2 separate regions of the Homo sapiens genome follow, and region 1 is linked to region 2. Evidence: read pairs that join two places in POLR2A ChIA-PET (ENCODE). Cell type or tissue: OCI-LY7. All regions are shown on one strand. Each heading gives the region's core, and the rest is flanking DNA. Links, peaks and the distances in the headings are about the cores only.

Evidence for each region. Peaks named below come from ENCODE experiments on the same cell type or tissue, not always from the same donor. Only the 100,000 strongest peaks of a DNase experiment are listed, where the experiment ranks them.
Region 1: POLR2A ChIA-PET joins it to region 2 with 14 read pairs; 2 of 35 experiments call an interaction of 5 or more read pairs at or near these places.

What each region holds. Positions count from the first base shown.
Region 1 is chr1:230,047,826-230,053,205 of GRCh38, forward strand. No RefSeq gene overlaps it. Among named protein-coding and RNA genes, the nearest start is that of GALNT2, 17 kb to the right of the region's middle. In OCI-LY7, for the core only: no CTCF peak of the experiment used is centred there; no DNase peak of the experiment used is centred there.
Region 2 is chr1:229,898,408-229,903,787 of GRCh38, forward strand. It overlaps LOC105373163 (a long non-coding RNA gene), which reads right to left and starts at 2,273. Exons shown (of 2, transcript XR_949257.3): 1 at 1,492-2,273. In OCI-LY7, for the core only: no CTCF peak of the experiment used is centred there; no DNase peak of the experiment used is centred there.

The DNA.
Region 1 (5,380 bases), core at 116-5,115, 150 kb after region 2:
TCTGTGGGCTGGGTCTGCAGAAGGCTTTATGCTAGTGGTCATCTTTGAGCGAAACCTTAAGGTTTTACAGATAGTAAAAGCAAGATGTATGTCATGACATTCACTGTGATCTCACCAGTGTCTGTTTCCTTCCACCTCTCCATTGCCTAACAGAAAACCAATTTTAATTCTGGCATCTACCTCTTTCCATCACAGGCTAAGCACTTTTGGAAATGCTTGACTGACCTTAAGCCAGTCAGCACTGTCCATTCCTCTGGCCATTTCATTATTTTGGTGAGAGTACTATATTAATTGTATTTTCTTATTTTCTGTATTCTTGATGCTCTGACATCTAGGTCCTCACTGACTGGAGAGAGACTGCCTCTTCCAGGGCTCAGAGATAGAGTAGCAAAAGGTCCACCCAGGTCTTTCATAGGCAAACTAACAAATCCAGAGCTCATACTCTGAGCCACCTCTCCTATCTGGCTCTTGCACTCCAGGAAGCAATATTCCTGTGCCTTAAATCATCCCAGGGCCTGGTACAGCCAACCTGGGCCAGCCCCTACACTCCAGAGCCCATTGAAATTATTCATACTAGCCAGTCCTAAGCCTGCTTACTGTGCCTTGCCTAACCTTTCCTGTGGAAACCACAGTAAAGGGTCCTGGTCATGCTTTTCCCTCTCTCCCATTGCCCTGAGATCCAATTTGGTGTTTCCGCCTGCACCAGCAGGGATTGCTTCATCTCAGGAACTGTGAGTAACAAACTATCTTTTCAGTGGTGGTCATTGCATGACCTGTTGGCCTCATCATACCTGAATAATAATAAAGCCTACACTTTAAAACAAGTATGACTTAAGTCCGTGCAATCAGGGTAAATTTCTGGGGTCTGCTTGGAATTATGACCCAGAAGCACTCTCTCTCTTCCACTGGATATCAGTGAGGAAAGGTTATGGCCCTTGTTGTACATGGCAGGCATCCAAAAACCACAAGAGGAGCCACCTGAGCTGGACAGAAGACTAGAGAGGCAGACACAGCCTTCTAGGACATCACTGAACCTCCAAGCCACTGACCAACTACACCTGAAGTCCGCCTGTCTTGTCAGTCAACAGAGCTCCCTTTAGGTAGTTTAAAGCCTGTAATACAATAAAGACTATTCAGAGGCTCAGAGAATGGTGGGAAGTAGTCTCTGGGCTGCATTTACAGGGACAGCTTCCAGCTCTTCTTTGCAGAACTGATGTGAAATGGAAACTGTTGCTGCCATCAACCTGAGCAGCCTCTGCTTGGGCCAACGCAATGGATGCCCCTGGCCCTTGTCTTTTATAGCTGGCTTCAAATAGAGTGATCAACTCAGCTCAGGTTACCCAGGACTTTGCCAATTTTAGCACAGAAAGTCTCACATTCAAGACTCCCTCAGTGCCAGGCAAACCAGAATGGTTGGTCACCCTACTTCCCAATAGAAGTTATAGGAGAGTGCAACTGAGTGATAGAATCTATTTCCCCAGCAGCAAGAGGGACTGGGTCTTTTCATTGGAAAGGAGGAATTTACAATGTGGGGAATGACCAGAAATGTGGAGAGGATGTTTAAGCAATTTTGAGCAGTCAAGAATGACAAATGTATTTAATACAATAAAGCATCATACCTAGACTTTCCAGGTCCATGAGCAAGATGAGGCACTTGCAATTGGGCTTGCAACCAGAGCTCCCTACTTGATACAGAGGCTTTCAGCAGCTTCTACTAGAGAGCTGCTGTGCTGAACTGAGAGCGAGTACCCTGGTGTTATTCACAAGAGAATGAGGTCCGATGTCTAGGGCTTTTCTCATAGGATTGCAGATTTACCATATTTTACCTTGTGGTGCCAGGGACAAAGACATGAAAAATAAGCAAATAGATAGGAAGGGGGGCAATAAAATCTACTGTTTATTAAATGAAAGAATGAATTTAATTTTTTAACCCTTGATGACAATGAGCTATGCCACCTTCTTGAGAATGTGGCACCAAAGTCCAGAGGACAAAGTAATAAGACTAGAAGTCCCTGAATACATATCTGAATGAAGTAATGAGGGAGAGGCATAGAAGATGGTGTTTCACGAGTCGTTTATCAAACTGTCTGCACTGCAGCATTCAGCATCTGGACCAGCTCTGTCAACATCACTTGCAGTTGTTGTTGAATCACATGTGACATGACAAGTCCCCAACAGGTCTGGGCTGACAGCCAGCCTGCCTCCACTGCAGTGACACCTAGTGCAAAGCCTGTATTTGGGACTCAGCCTATAAAAGAGGACCACCCACCCCTGTCCACCACCACCACAGTTGCCTGCCACCATTGTAGAACAAACTACAGGAGAATGTCACACATACCCTAGGGGATACGTTCACTCTGCTCTTTGAAAAGTCTTTGCATACACTGTGTTTCAGGTGAGCCCCTCCTATGTCACCTGGAGAGATAGGCAGGATAGGCATTGTGATGTCCATGTTAGAGAAAAGCAAGCTCAGATCCCAAGAGAGTACGACACGCCTGCTGTGATACCGTTTGTCACAGGTAGCTCTTTGCCTTTGATGGGTGAGAGAGGCAAAGAAGGTGGCAAGACTAGTCTCATCTGTTAAATGTCAGTCATCAAAACCAAAGCTGAGGCCAGGTGCTGTCACTCACACCCATAATCCCAGCATTTTGGGAAGCCAAGGTGGGAGGATTGCTTAAGCCCAGGAATTCCAGACCAGCCTGGGCAACATGGTGAGACCCTCATCTCTACAAAAAAAAAAAAAAAAAAAATAGCCAGGTGCAGTGGTGTGTGTCTGTGGTCCCAGCCACTTAGGAGGCTGAGATGAGAGGATGGCTTGAGCCTGGGAGGCTGAAGCTGCAGTAAGCCCTGATTATTCTACTGTACTCCAGCCTGGGTAATAGAGCCAGACTCTGTCTCAAAAAAAAAAAAAAAAATGACAACAACAACAAAAAACCAAAGTTGATACTTTTAAAATATCAACTTTGATATCAACTTTTAAATATTTTAAATATTTTTAAAATATCGACTTTTAAATATCTTAAAAATATTTCTAAATATTCCCCAACTTTGGGCAGATTCATTTCATTCTGTAGCAAATTGGTTTCTGCATTTGGGCTGAACCACTTGATAGACATATACTCTGCAGTTATATATATAATATATATTTTACACTCTATAGTAAGTTGCCTGAAGTGCCCAATATATTCTAAGAACATGAAAGAAACGATACCAAAATAAATTATTTCCATCAGCCCCTTGAAAGTGTCTGAGACCTCACTTATTTCTCTATTGTTCTGCCTCATTCTGTGTAATTGCACTGGATAAAACATTACCTGGTCTAAATTGTCTTGTCAATAGAACTTTCACTTTCTCTTTTTTGTGCCTCTGCTTCTCATACTCCTATAGCCATTCAGACCCTGGCTTTGTTTTCTCTCATCTCTCCTGAGCCCTCGGCTTATGTCCACAGGGACTGGCTCTCTGTGGAGGAGAAAGGACTGGCTCTCTGTGTGGAGATTTCTGGCTCTCTCTTCAAGCTCCCAACTCTGCTCTGTTCTACTCACCCCAGCCCTCACCTTCCAGCAGTGCATCTAGAATGGGCCCTTCTGCCATATTTGCATTCCACGGCTCTCTCATTCAGTCCCCCACTGACCTCCCCCAGCCTTCACTATTTGAAGCAGGGTAGGCATTTTCCTTGATTCCGCCAAGCAGATTTTCAATTCCTAGGATTCTGTAGTTGAGCCTCAGGGATCATTCCTAAAATCTTTTAGGTGGTGAGAGTGAGAAGCCACCTGAGACCAGGCCTGGGAGGGCCAAGGTTGACCTTGTCAGGGCTGCAGTGGAGAAAGCCAGATGTTTTAGATGGCCATGAAGCCAAGGGAAAGAGATCGGGAGGCTCTGAGAGGCCGCGTGGGAACCTGGTTCTTGTGGAGATCCCAGTTCTGGGAACCAGCCCTTTGGAACCTGACCAACTTTCCTGTACTTGCCCTATTTTGCTTAAGCTGGGGAGTTCTGTTTCTTGTACCTCTAATCATGGCTGCCTCCAATCTCACCTTTAATTTGCTGGGAAGCTTTAGCTAACGGCACCTGCCCCACCTTCACTGCAGCTTTATTCTGCCTCTAACTTTACCATGTCAGGAAGAAATCTGATCTAATCTCATCTCTCTGTATTATGGGCTGAACCGTCTCCCTCTAAAAATTCACATGTTGCAGTCCTAACCTCCAGGACCTCAGAATGCAACTGTATTTGAAGATAGGACCTCTAAAGAGGTAAGCAAGTTAGAATAGAATGAGCTCATTAGGGAGGGCCCTACTGCAATATGAATGCTGTCCTTACAAGAAGAGAAGCCCGGGACAAAGATGCACTCCAAGGGAGGACCATGTGAGGACACAGAGAGAAGATGGCCATCTGCAAGCCAAGGAGAGAGACCTCAGGAGAAACCAACCCTGCTGACACCTCAATCTTGAACTTCCAGTCTCCGGAATTGTGAACAAGTAATATAGCTGAGAGCAGCCACCAACTTTTCATTGCTCAGGGAAAAATCTTGGAACCAAACTTACCTCCTTCTTTCTCCCAAACCCTACCTCCCACCCATCAGGAAATACTGCTGGTTCCACCCTCACTGCTGGCTCTTCTCTTCTGCTTGCTCCCACACTGGTCTCAGCACCAGCAAGCGGAAGAGTTTCCCAAAAGGTCGGAAAGACTGCTTCTGCCCCTGCCTTGTGTAATCAAACTCAACACAGCAGCCAGCATCAGATGTGTTTGCTCTTCTGCCCAAAACCCTCCACTCAGAGTAGAAGCTAATCCTGAAAGCACCCTGCAGGATCCTACATTCTCCAACTCACTGTGACCTTCTGACCCAGCTCCGACCTCTTCCTTCTTATTCTCAATTCACCATGCAGGCTGGACAAGCTCTGCCTCAGAGACTTCGCCTGACTGCTTTAGCTCCTGCATGGAAGGCCCTTCTCCCAGGTGCCTGCTTGGCTGATTCTCTCACCTCCCTCTAGTCTGGGCTCAGATAACCCCTGCTCACCATATCCAGGGTGGCCACTGAGTCCGCACTCACTGTCACTCTCCCCTTCCCTGCTCCACCTGTCCTTGTGTGCAGTGTACATGTGACCTTCTAACACACTACAGGGGACCCTTGAACAACATGGGGGTTAGGGCACTGACCCCCTTCGTGGTCAAAAATCCACGTATAACTTTTGACTCCCCCAAGACTTACCTACTAATAGCCTACTGTTGACTAGAAGACTTACTGATAACATAAACAATTACCACATACTGTGTATATGTCTTAAATACTGTGTCCATACAATACAGTAAGCCGGAGAAAAGAAATTATTAAGAAAATCATGAGGAAGAGAAAATACATTTCCTATTCATTAATTGGAAATGGAT
Region 2 (5,380 bases), core at 265-5,264:
CTAGTTAATTAACATACTCATTTGATCCTCATAGCAACCCTGTTTTATATGTTTTACTAATGAAAGAAAGCTACAAAAAGTTTAAGTAATTTGCCCAAGGACACACAGAATCCATATTTAAAACCAAGGAGTTTGAGTTCAGAGTCTAAGAGAGCTCAGTAGTTGGGTTGATCAGACAAACCAATAATTCAGAATAGTGGGACTAAGAATGATCTATCCTGTACTTAGGGGCCAGGCATGGTGGCTATCATCTGTAATCTGAGGCTGAGGCTTGAGGATGACTTGAAGCCAGGAGTTTGCCATCAGCTTAGGCAAAGACAGCGAGACTCCATTTCAGCAAAAAATTTAAAAAATTAGCCAGCCATGGTGGCATGTGCCTGTAGTCTCAGCTACTTAGGCGGCTGAGGCAGGTGGATTGCTTCAGCCCAAGAGTTCAAGGCTGCAGTAAGCTATGATTGTGCCACTGCACTCCAGCCTGGGTGACAGTGCAAAACCCTCTCTTTAAAAAAAAAAAGTCTGTTCTACTCAAGTCTTGTAGACTAATAAAAGGTTTGATTCCCACAAAGTTAAAACAATTTTAAATCTGGACATACCAAATAGCTTCAAAGTGTACAAAGTAAAATTTGACTGAACTCACCACAAAACAATAGACAAATTCACAATTATAATGGAAGATTTTAATTTTCAGCTCTCTCAGTGATTGGCAGAAAAAAAAATTAGTAAAGAGATAGAAGTGGCCAAAACAAGGAATAAACTTAACCAAATTAATATGTGTATATGTGTACATACATAAAGCAGTCTACTCAATAGCAACTGTGTATAACAATATTTTTTAAAATACAAAAATTTACCATGTGCTAGATTTTTCATACTTTAGGTGTGAACAAATTTTAAAGGACTGAAATAATACAGGGTATGTTTTTTGATGACAAGCTAATTAAGCTATAAATAAATAACAGAAAAGTTAAATAGAAAATTCTCATTAGTTTGGAAATAAATAAATATACTTCTAAATATTCTATGGGTCAAAGAAGAAATCACAATGGAAATATGTGAATTGGATGACATTACATATAGAAGCTAATGAAATGTACTTAAACCATGCATGGAAGGAAAGAGTAGCTATAAATGCATATATTATAAAAGATAATGTTGAAAATTAATAAGCTGATATCACCAGAAGTTATAACATAAACAGCAAATTAAATCCAAGGAAATTAGAAAAATTGAATATTTAGATGAGAAAAAAATAAAAATACAAAAAATATGTATAAAATAGAGAAACTCACCAAAGGCAAGAGTTCATTCTTTGAAAAGTCTAATAAAATTTAACAAGTTAAAAAAAAACCAATATCAAAAATAAAAAAGGCAACATTACTGCTGATTCTGTTATTAAAAATTAAAAGATAACGTTAGAATATTATGAACAGCTTTATGCCAAAAGTTAAAAATTTACAGGAAATGAACAAATTAATGAAAAATAAAACTTACCAAAGATGAAGAAGACAATTTTAATGTTCCTGTATCTACTAAAGAAATAGATTTTTTGAATGAAAAGCCTTCCACCTTCCCTAGGAGATCTATTTCTATTCAGTTTGTAGAAAGCCACAAGAGAATGTCACTCCTACCATAACAATGAGAAAAAGGCAGGTAAATCTGCAAAATGATAACTTTTTTGAGCCCATCAAAGAGCTGAGTTTTCCAGGAAAAGAGGTAGAATGAATTCCGAAGAGTGATGAGCCCCTTTAAGGAGAGATAGTTCGAACAAACGGTTTCACCTTCAGCAGAATCCAAAAGCTGCCATCATAAAAGTGGATGAGAAGAAAGCAGAAACTTTTAACAAATTCATAAAGGCCAAGTGTAGACTATCATGACAGTTCAGAATATTCTGGAGTTCCACACTCAATGGGAAGTCTGTACTCAAGCTCTTATCCATGAGTCTCCACTGGATACACACAAGAAATATAGGGGGCAGGGCAGAAAACTAGAGACAGCCACATTTAGTGGTGCAGGCATGCCAGAAGTAATCAGCTGCCACTGGGGGGCAGAAACAAAACCCTGTCCATTTCCCAGATCTTCGTCTCATAAGAGGTATAAGCCTTAAGTTGCTAGAAGAGGAAACCCTCCCATTTCTGGAGAACAGGCAGAGATTCACCACTTGCTGGGGAGGGGTAGAAGCACACCTATCTGCCTCTGGAGGAAGAGTAGAAAACTCTCATAGCACTTGCTCCGAAAGACCCAACCAGATGCAACGCACAGTTTGGCTGTCCTGAGGAGGGGTAGGTAGAATGGTAACAATGAGACACTTCCATTCCCAAGAGGTGGGGTAGGTAGAATGGTAACAATGAGACACTTCCATTCCCAAGAGGTGGGGTGGGTAGAATGGTAACAATGAGACACTTCCATTCCCAAGAGGTGGGGTAGGTAGAATGGTAACAATGAGACACTTCCATTCCCAAGAGGTGGGGTAGGTAGAATGGTAACAATGAGACACTTCCATTCCCAAGAGGTGGGGTGGGTAGAATGGTAACAATGAGACACTTCCATTCCCAAGAGGTGGGGTAGGTAGAATGGTAACAATGAGACACTTCCATTCCCAAGAGGTGGGGTAGGTAGAATGGTAACAATGAGACACTTCCATTCCCAAGAGGTGGGGTAGGTAGAATGGTAACAATGAGACACTTCCATTCCCAAGGTGATCCAAATGCACAGGGCCTGCTAAAGACAGAAGCTGGTTGAGGAGAATCAAGAACACCCCCTGCCTCCACCATGAGCCTCATACCAAGTAACACACAAGGTCAGTCTACTACTGGGGAAGAAGCAAGAAAAAGACCCTTCTGTGGTCACTGAAAGCTAAGAGAGAAACAAGAACATTTGGAAAAATCCACTAGCACCATAGATACCACAATATGAAGAAAACCACCAGCTCTTCACTGGAGGAGATAGAAGTCTGGGTGCCCCTAAGGTGACTATAGCAAGCAACAACCTAGTTGAACAACTGACTAGATTAACTGACATACACACACACACACACACACACACACACACACACACACACACACATGCTGATGGACTGACAGGAAAAGAAGTGATCCATTTTCAGGGATAAATATTATTTATCTTTGTTTCTACTGTTTTTCTTAAAATATTCTTCATTTGATGAATAGCTATAAAATACACAAAAGCTAAACACATGAACAAATAAAAAGACTTCATTGTTAAGAGATAAATCAATCAACAGAAACAGACTAAGAAATGACCCAAATGTTAAAGAATTATCAGATAGGACTTTATCATAGCTATAACTGATAAAAGATCTGTTGGGAAACGTGGACAACTTGCATGAACAGATGGGAAATTTTAGCAGAGAGGTGGAAATGATTTTCAAAAAATCAAGTGGAAATGCTAGAAATGTTTAAAAGAAACCCATGTTATCAAAGATGAATTCCTTTTACATACTTAAAGGGAAGGTGGACATCATTGTTGAGGAAAGAACTGTGAACTTGAAGATAGGTCAATGATTAAAACAGGACAAAAAGAAAAAAAAAGAATTAAAAAACCCAAAACAGTAAGAGCTGTGAGACAGTTATCAAATGGAATAAAAATACATCATTAGAATTCTAGAAGGAGAGGAGATAGAGAAACAGATATAAGAAGTAGCTGAAGAGATAATGACTGAGAATTTTTAAAAACTAATAAAAAATGACAAAGCAAAGATACACAAAATTCAAAGCATCTCAAGGAGGATGTCACACATGCACACACATACACACAGTATAGTCAAACTTCTGAAAACCAAAGATATAGGGAAAATCTTGAAAGCAGTCAAAGGAAAAAGCAACATTAAATGCAGTCGAACAAAGATGTGAATATCAAGCAGACTTTGGTCAGAAAGTAGACAAACCAGAAGACAATGCAGCTACTTCTTTAAGGTACTAAAAGAAAAAAGTCAACTTAGAACTCTATATCCAGTGAATACGTCTTTGAAAAATGAAGGCAGAATAAAAATTTTTTTCAGACAAAAAAGCTAATAGAACTCATTGCCTGGAGACTTGGACAATAAGAACTATTAAGGGAAGTCCTTGAGGCAGCAGAAACATACCAGATGGAAATGAAGAGCTCTAGCAATACACAAAGAAATGTCGAGCTTTAGAAATAGTAAAAATAAAGGTAAATATAAAACAGTTTTTCTTACTTTGTATTATTTTATAAGAAATACATTTTGAAAATAAAATATTCTGTCTGAAGCAAAATAGTAACAGTGAATTTTGGAGTTTATAACATATGCAATAGTATGACAAAAACAGCTTAAAGTATGGGAGGCAGAAAATAGAACTATAATGTTACCAGGTTCTTATGCTATATCCAAAGTATCCTACTATTATTTGAAGTAGGCTTTGATAAGTTAATGTAAATATGGCAATCCCTAGAGTAAGAACTAAATAAATTAGAAAAGAGGTATAACTAATAAGCCAATGGTAAATATAAAGTGGAATTATGCAATATAATTTCAAGCCAATGGTAAATATAAAGTGGAATTATGCAATATAATTTAAAGACAAAATAGGAAAACAGAAAAAAAAGAATTAAAACAGGACAGTATAAACAAGACAGTTGATTTAAATCCAACCATATCAATAATTACATTAAATGTAGATTGACTTAATGCCCCAAATTAAAAGGCAGAGATTGTCCAATTGAATACAGAAAAACAAAATCCAATGATATACTCTCTACAAGAAACCAGTTAAATAGAAAGGAATATGTAGGCTAAAAGCAAAAGGATGGGAAAAGATATGCCATGAAAACTCTGATAAAAAAAAAAAAGTAGAAGTGGCTATACTAGTATTAGAAAAATTAGATTTTAGAACAATGAATATTACCATGGCTAGAAAGAGACATTACATAATAATATTATATGTTTATCAGAAAGACATAATCCTGGGTATGTACATAAAAACAGAACTTGAAAAACATGAAGAAAAACCTGACAGAAGTGAAAATCATATTTGGAGACTCTAATACTCCTCTCTACATAATTAAAAGAACAAGTAAACATAAAGTTAATAAGGATATAGCAAAGCTGAACAAGACTATCAACAGTTTGAGCTAAGTGACATTTACCGAATGCTCCTTCTGACAATAGCAGAATACAAATTCTTTTCAAGTATGCGTGGAACACTCATTAAGATGAATTATATTCTGTGTCATGGAATAAATCTTATGCATTCAAAATTATAGAAATCTAATGAATTATCTTCTTTGACAAGAACAGAATTAAATGAGAAATCATAATAAAAATCCTGAAAATATATCTGAAAATCCCTACATATTTGGCAATTAAACAACACATTTCAGAATAACACATGAGTCAAAGGGG